Regions from separate parts of the Homo sapiens genome. Here region 1 is linked to region 2. A link is a contact called in ENCODE Hi-C or POLR2A ChIA-PET data. All regions are on one chromosome and are shown on one strand. The core of a region is the stretch at or near the end of the contact, and the rest is flanking DNA. Distances in the headings are between cores, read along the strand shown.

Region 1 (4,105 bases), core at 1,382-3,881, 900 kb before region 2:
TTAGCTGGGCATGGTGGGGCACGCCTGTAGTCCCAGCTGCGCAAGAGGCTGAGTCACGAGAATCTCTTGAACCCGGGAGGCGGAGGGTGTGGTGAGCTGAGATTGTACCATTGCACTCCAGCCTGGGCAACAAGAGCAAAACTCCGTCTCAAAAATGAATAAAATAAAATAAAATAAAAAGAGAGAACTTTACACAACTTTTTTTCCCCCTGAGACAGAGTCATTTGCCCTGTCGCCCAGGATGGAGTGCAGTGGTCTGATCTCAGCTCATTACCACCTCCGCTTTCCCGATTCAAGCAATTCTCCCGTCTCAGCCTCCCCAGTAGCTGGGTTTACAAGCATGGCCCACCACACCTGGCTAATTTTTGTATTTTTAGTAGAGATGGGTTTTCACCATGCTGGACAGGCTGGTCTTGAACTCCTGACCTCAAGTGATCCACCCACCTTCGCCTTCCAAAGTGCCGGGATTATAGGCGTGAGTCACCGCACCAGGCAGAAACTTTACACAACATTTTAAAGATTTTCTGTGCTTTTTAAAAAATGTCAAATAGAAGTATTTACTCCAATTGCAGTCAATCTTTGTTTCATTCCATCTTGTAAAAGTTGAATATTTTCTCTTTCTTATTTTTTTCTTTTTTCAAAGTATTTTTCATTTGTTATTAATTTTTTTCTTTTTAAAAATTATTATTTTATTTCTTATTGATTTTTAAAAAACCCTATTTAAATTTACATTGAAAAAGTTGGCCGGGCGCTGAGGCTCATGCCCGTAATCCCAACAGTTTGGGAGGCCGAGGCAGGTGGATCACGAGATAAGGAGTCCCAGACCAGCCTGGCCAATATGGTGAAACTCCTTTCTACTAAAAATACAAAAATTAGCCGGGCATGGCGGCGCACACCTGTAGTCCCAGCTACTTCGGAGGCTGAGGCAGGAGAATCGCTTGAATCCGGGAGGCAGAGGTTACAGTGAGCCGAGATCGTGCCACTGCACTCCAGCCTAGGGGACAGAATGAGACTCCATCTCAGGAAAAAAAAAAAAAAAAAGGGAAAAGTTTCTGGCCAGGCGCCGTGGCTCACGCCTGTAATCGCAGCACTTTGGGAGGCCGAGGCGGGTGGATCACTTGAGGTCAGCAGTTTGAGAGCAGCCTGGCCAACATAGCGAAACCCCGTCTCTACTAAAAATACGAAAAATTAGCCGGGCGTGGTGGCGGGCGTCTGTAATCCCAGCTACCCGGGAGGCTGAGGTAGGAGAATTGCTTGAACCCAGGAGGCAGAGGTTGCAGTGAGCCAAGATCGCACCATTGCACTTCGGCCTGGGTGACAAGAGCGAAATTCTGTCTCAAAAAAAAAAAAAAAAAAAAAGAAAGAAAGAAAGAAAAGAAAAAGAAAAAAAAGAAAAGAAAAAGTTTCTGTGGCAGGGCACAGTGGCTCATGCCTACAATCCCAACACTTTGGGAGGTTGAGGAGGGAGAATCGCTTGAGTCTAGGAGTTCGAGACCAGCCTGGGCAACATAGTGAGACCTCCCCATGTATACAAAAAAATTAAAAAGAAAAGAAAAAGCTGGGCATGGTGTCCGCACCTGTAGTAACAGCTACTCAGGATGCTGAGGTGGGAGGATCGCTTGAGCCCTGGTGGCTGAGGTTGCAGTGAGCCGAGATTGCGCCCCCCTAACTCAAACCAAAATTAAATTTAAAAAAACTTTCACTTGAAAGAGAAAAGTTTCTCTGTCAATGTTTTTGTTTTGTTTTGTTTTGTTTTGTGATGGACTCTTTTTCTGTTGCCCAGGCTGGAGTGCAGTGGCGCGATCTCGGCTCACTGCAACCTCTGCCTCCCGGGTTCAAGCAGTTCTCTGTCTCGGCCTCCCGAGTAGATGGGACTACAGGCGCCACCAAGCCCGGCTAATTTTTTGTATTTTTAGTAGAGACGGGGTTTCACCATGTTGGCCAGGAAGGTCTCGATGTCTTGGCCTCGTGATCCGCCCGCCTCGGCCTCCCAAACTGCTGAGATTACAGGCGTGAGCCACCACGCCTGGCCTCTTTTTCTTTTTTGAGACAGAGTCTCGCTCTGTCGCCCAGGCTGGAGTGAAGTGGCACGTCTCAGCTCACTGCAACCTCCGCCTCCCGGGTTCAAGTGATTCTCCAGCCTCAGCCTCCCGAGTAGCTGGGATTACAGGTGCCCGCCACCACGCCTAGCTAATATTTGTATTTTTTAGTAGAGACGGGGTTTCTTTCGCCTTGTTGGCCAGGCTGGTCTTGAACTCCTGACCTCAGGTGATCCGCCCACCTCGGTCTCCCAGATTGCTGGGATTACAGGCGTGAGTCAGTGTGCCCAGGCAACACACACACACACATATATTTAATTATAAGAAAGACCAGGTCTTGCTGGGTTGCCCAGGCTGGTCTCAAACTCCTGAGCTCAAGCGACCCGCCTGCCTCGGCCTCTCGGATGCTGAGGTTACAGGCGTGAGCCACCGCGCCCGGCCCTACCTCATCTTCTTAAGACAGGGGCACGGATTGCCTGGAGAGTTAGAAACTTCGAGACTTTTGTAGCCTCAGGAAAGGCCGCGGCCAGCCTCTTCGCGGCATGGGCGTGGCTCCCAGCGACTTCCCAGCCTGGGGTTCCCCTTCGGGTCGCAGACTCTTGTGTGCCCGCCAGTAGTGCTTGGTTTCCAACAGCTGCTGCTGGCTCTTCCTCTTGCGGCCTTTTCCTGAAACGGATTCTTCTTTCGGGGAACAGAAAGCGCCAGCCATGCAGCCTTGGCACGGAAAGGCCATGCAGAGAGCTTCCGAGGCCGGAGCCACTGCCCCCAAGGCTTCCGCACGGAATGCCAGGGGCGCCCCGATGGATCCCACCGAGTCTCCGGCTGCCCCCGAGGCCGCCCTGCCTAAGGCGGGAAAGTTCGGCCCCGCCAGGAAGTCGGGATCCCGGCAGAAAAAGAGCGCCCCGGACACCCAGGAGAGGCCGCCCGTCCGCGCAACTGGGGCCCGCGCCAAAAAGGCCCCTCAGCGCGCCCAGGACACGCAGCCGTCTGACGCCACCAGCGCCCCTGGGGCAGAGGGGCTGGAGCCTCCTGCGGCTCGGGAGCCGGCTCTTTCCAGGGCTGGTTCTTGCCGCCAGAGGGGCGCGCGCTGCTCCACGAAGCCAAGACCTCCGCCCGGGCCCTGGGACGTGCCCAGCCCCGGCCTGCCGGTCTCGGCCCCCATTCTCGTACGGAGGGATGCGGCGCCTGGGGCCTCGAAGCTCCGGGCGGTTTTGGAGAAGTTGAAGCTCAGCCGCGATGATATCTCCACGGCGGCGGGGATGGTGAAAGGGGTTGTGGACCACCTGCTGCTCAGACTGAAGTGCGACTCCGCGTTCAGAGGCGTCGGGCTGCTGAACACCGGGAGCTACTATGAGCACGTGAAGGTGAGCTGCTTGGCGCCCTCCCGCCGAGCCCCGCTGCTCGGCCTTCCGCAATCCGCAGTCCCTACCTTCCCCGGGTCGCGCCCCTCACTTCCCTTCGGAAGTAACTTAGACTTTTGCATGTTTTTCGGTAGCCTAGTCTAAGTAAAACGACAAACCGTTCGTTTATTCATCTACACATCCAACGATCAGACAACCAACCGGTACTGATTGCTGGCTAATTTCAAGACACTGCTCCCGGGGGAATTCAAATGTATGGGTTCATTCATGCAAGCCGACATGTATCGAGTTTCCGTAACAGGGCAGTGTTTGATGGTGTGGACCTGAGGTCCCGAGTCAGATATTGACTTGGATAATTTGAAGTGGTCTGTTAAAAATTCCACGTAGACTTTTTCCTATGAGGAAGACCTCTTACTCCATAGAAAAAAAGATCTTCAGTTTCTCTCCCCCTCTTCCTCCCTGCCCCCTCTCCTGCTATCCCGTCTGACCCCAATTTCTTTTTTTTCTTTTTTCTTTTCTTTTCTTTTTTTTTTTTTTTGAGGCGGAGTCTCGCTGCGTCCCCCAGGCTGGAGTGCAGTGGCGCTATCTCGGCTCACTGCAAGCTCCGCCTCCCGGGTTCACGCCATTCTCCTGCCTCAGCTTCCCGAGTAGCTGGGACTACAGGCGCCCGCCACCATGCCCGGCTAATTTTTTTTGTATTTTTAG
Region 2 (3,804 bases), core at 86-2,585:
GACTTTGGGGTGAGGCAGCCTGCAGTAGAATCCCTGCACTGCCAATTCTCAGCTGCGTTCCTTAGCAAGTTACTTAACCTTTCTGGGCTTCAGTTTTTTCCATATAAAAATAGAGATATTAATAATATCTTCTTCCCAGGGTTGTTGTGAAACTACTATCAAAGCACTCACCACCATGCCTGACACTTAGGAAGTGCTCAATAAAGGTTTTTATTATGCCTCCAGCAAGATAAATTTTTCCTTTGATGATATCTAGTGACTTCATCAGAATAAAGACTTTCTTATACATTTTAGTGTGACATATGCAAAAAGAATCACACAGGAGCTGGAGATATTTTTTAAAGTTATTTTGATCACAGTGTATAAATTCTCATCTTAAGAGTAGTTCAGCTACTATTTTCATGATAATAACAAAGCAGCAGCTAAAGCTAAAGCTATCTTGGGCTATTTCCTCTAAATTTGCCTTCTAACATGGGAAGAATTTTATCTCACAAATTAGCAAATTCTAGCAAAGCCAGAATGTTGGTCATTTCTGATATCATGACTCTTGTGTATCTTTTCTGGCACATCCCAAAACCATCAGATTGATTCCGAGTTCTCAAAATACATATTGTGTTTATTCATTCATTATTCATTCATTCCTTTCATTCTTTGGTGTTCACAGTCTATTCCTATTGCCATGGGGATAACTATTCAATGACAACTACCTTTTTACTTCATTTTAGTCATTTCCGTTGTGTCAGGTTTATTCTGGCTTTGATGATGAATGGAAAGGGAAAAAGAAACTTATTAAATAAAGTGACTTTTTTTTCCGCTCAATTTGCTTTTGCATCTCTTATGTGTGTCTCAAATTTAGCAAGTGAAACATTTGTCCCAATGGATTATCTGAAATGCATCGTTGGCTGTCAGACACATGATTGATTTTAAATATATGCCTGAGTTCTTTCTATTAGACTAAACCCTTAGGACAGCAAAACACTCTTGCTGTAAAAATGCTTTCCTGTCATTGTCAGGTACACCTGTCATCTTTGACTTAACCCTTGTATTGTAAACAAGAAGCTGCTGGCAAGAGATCATAAACAAAACCAATTTCTGTGTCTCTATTTTCCAGAAGTCTCTCCAGGGAAGTTATCTCTCTAAGACATCATTCCATTTCATCCTTTCTTGGTTCTTGGCTCTTTTTATTCCTCTTTCTGCATGCCATATTCACTTTTCCTGTATGCATTTTGAATCAGTCTCTGTGCCTCTCTGGTTACTGTGGCTCAGCAATGAGTCATGGAAACTACTCAAGACTTGTCTCCTTCTATTTATCCTACCAGCCGTATCCTGTTATTTGTCTGCCTTTCAGCTGCCCTTGTGTAACGAGATGCCTTTTTACTTGCCTTCTTCAGTGTTATTCATCTCGTTTAAATTTTCCATCTCTGAGTTGCCAGCCCCCAACACCATTTTAAATTTTAAATATTTTCATTAATTTTTCAAAAAAGTTATAATTTGGCTGAATAACAGTGTCTCTTTGTATTACCAACTATGAAATAGTACAATGTGCAAAATTTAATTAGTTCCAATTAATGTTTTAAACCCAAATGAGCCTATGTTCATTCTCATCTACTTACTGTGGCAGAGGGATACAGCAGAGTATTTGTGCAAAAGCTTTATTCCATTTCTCTTCATGACCTTGCTATTTTTATAATTTTGAAGAGTCCAGTTATATCCAATATGTCGGACTGATTTTCCAATAAGTTACATGTAATGACACTGGAATGTCATCTATGTGCCAGTTCAATTGTGCCACGGGTTGGAAAACTGTGTGCCAAATCCAACCTGACAGCTGTTTCTGTAAATAAGCTTTCATTGCAACATAGCCACACCCACCTATGTATACACTATCTGTGGCTGCTTTCACATGACAAAGGAAGAGTTGAATAGTTGTGACAGAGACTACACGACCTAAAACACCTAAAATATTTGCTTTCTGGCCATTTTAGAAAATGTTTTCCTAGCAGTGGACCACCCGGTAAACCAAGTCTGGTAAATTTCCATGTCAGGTCTTGAGGTAAAGTTTATAGAATGGTTACTAACTGAATATCTCTCCCCTCCAAATATATAAAAATCATCTGTTAACTCATACAAAGACCAGATTATCTTTAGAGATAGTCCAAGGTATTTGCATATAACTAGAGTTGCCAGGTAAAATACAGAGTGCCCGGCCGGGTGTGGTGGCTTACGCCTGTAATCCTAGCACACTGAGAGGCCAAGGAGGGCAGACTGCCTGAGCTCAGAAGTTCGAGACCAGCCTGGGCAACATGGTGAAAACCTGTTTCTACTAAAAATACAAAAATTTAGGTGGGCATGGTGGTGCACACCTGTAGTCCTAGCTACTAGGGAGGCTGAAGCATGAACCTGAGAGGCGGAGGCTGCAGTGAGCCGAGATCATGCCTCTTCACTCCAGTTTGGGCAACAGAGCAAGACTCTGCCTCAAAAAGGAAAAAAAAACGCCGGGCTCGGTGGCTCACACCTGTAATCCCAGCACTTTGGGAGGCCAAGGCTGGCAGATCAGATCACCTGAGGTCGGGAGTTCGAGACCAGCCTGACCAATATGGAGAAGCCCTGCCTTTACTAAAAATAATAATAATAATAATAATAATAATAATTAGCCAGGTGTGGTGGCACATGCCTATAATCCCAGCTACTCAGGAGGCTAAGGCAGGAGAATTGCATGAACCCAGGAGGCGGAGGTTGCTGTGAGCCAAGATCATGCCATTGCACTCCAGCCTAGGCAACAAGAGCAAAACTCCATCTCAGTAAAACAAAAAACAAACAAACAAACAAAAAGCACAAAACACAGAATGCCCAGTTATGACTAAAATTCAGATAAATGACAAAGAATTTTCTAGTATAACTGTGTCCCACATATTACATGGGACATACTTATACTAAAAAATTCTTTATTTATCTGAAATTCAAATGTTATGGGCATCTTGCTCTTTTATTTGCTAAATCCAGCAACTTTGCATATAAAGGAATGAAAAGAAGAAAACCTGAAGAGAAATTGAAGCAACATCTACAGGGCACTGTGTGAAGTTTTTAGTTTATTAGCACCTTTGAGAATATTATCTGATAATATTCCAGAATTCTGCCATTGATATTCATGTTTTGAATCAATAATAGGAGACTTCAGTCTTTATACCCAGGTGTTTTGTGTACACAGGTGGTCTGCTTTCCAACGTAGGAATGCATGCTATTTACTAACGGCTTGAATTTTCCAATCGTATCTCAGGTTGCAGGGGGAAGAGGACTTTTCAGTACAAGATAAAGGGGAATTACACAGTAGAATTTTATAGGTTTGAGTTAGTCACAGGATGAGGGCAAATATAGAAAGTTTACAAAAATGAGTGATGGGGGAATTGGCAAGAGTCCACTTGTTCTGATACTGCTCTATCTGTAAGGATAGAGTTAGGAATTTAATTGTAATTAGGAAGCATTGAGTGATGCCAGATATTAACTAAGAGAAAGCAAGGTTTTTTAAACCAAAAAATAAAATACAAAACAATTCTATATTAGAGGCAAATTTTTTCTTAGGGGATATTCTGAAATATTTAACAAACTGTTGTGATGGCTATCCTTCTCACACCCATTTACTTTTCTAATTTTACTGTGTAAGAAAACACTTTTGGCCTGGCGCGATGGCTCATGCCTGTAATCCCAGCACTTTGGGAGGCCGAGGCGGGCGGAACATGGTGAAACCCCGTCTCTATTAAAAATACAAAAAATTAGCCAGGCGTGGTGGCGGGCACCTGTAGTCTT

What was found. A loop is a pair of places that touch in the nucleus more often than their neighbours do. ChIA-PET counts read pairs that join two places held with the same protein, here RNA polymerase II (POLR2A).
Region 1: a map of PC-3 shows a loop between it and region 2 (15-fold over the local background). The contact joins the promoter of CGAS here to the enhancer-like site in region 2. A Hi-C loop is called at or near these places in 1 of 168 maps with a recorded cell type or tissue (PC-3). POLR2A ChIA-PET finds 5 or more read pairs at or near these places in 2 of 52 experiments (Caco-2 and K562).

The regions. Positions count from the first base shown.
Region 1 is chr6:73,450,823-73,454,927 of GRCh38, reverse strand. CGAS (cyclic GMP-AMP synthase) reads left to right here and starts at 2,631. Exons shown (of 5, transcript NM_138441.3): 1 at 2,631-3,403. The coding sequence starts at 2,747. RefSeq lists an enhancer at 2,350-2,829 and a silencer at 3,000-3,209.
Region 2 is chr6:72,551,167-72,554,970 of GRCh38, reverse strand. No RefSeq gene overlaps it. Among named protein-coding and RNA genes, the nearest start is that of KCNQ5, 69 kb to the left of the region's middle. Within about 2 kb of position 1,335, at least 3 of the 41 ENCODE cell types and tissues checked have a DNase peak (open chromatin) inside an H3K27ac peak, as active enhancers do; they include PC-3, where a contact is called at or near this core.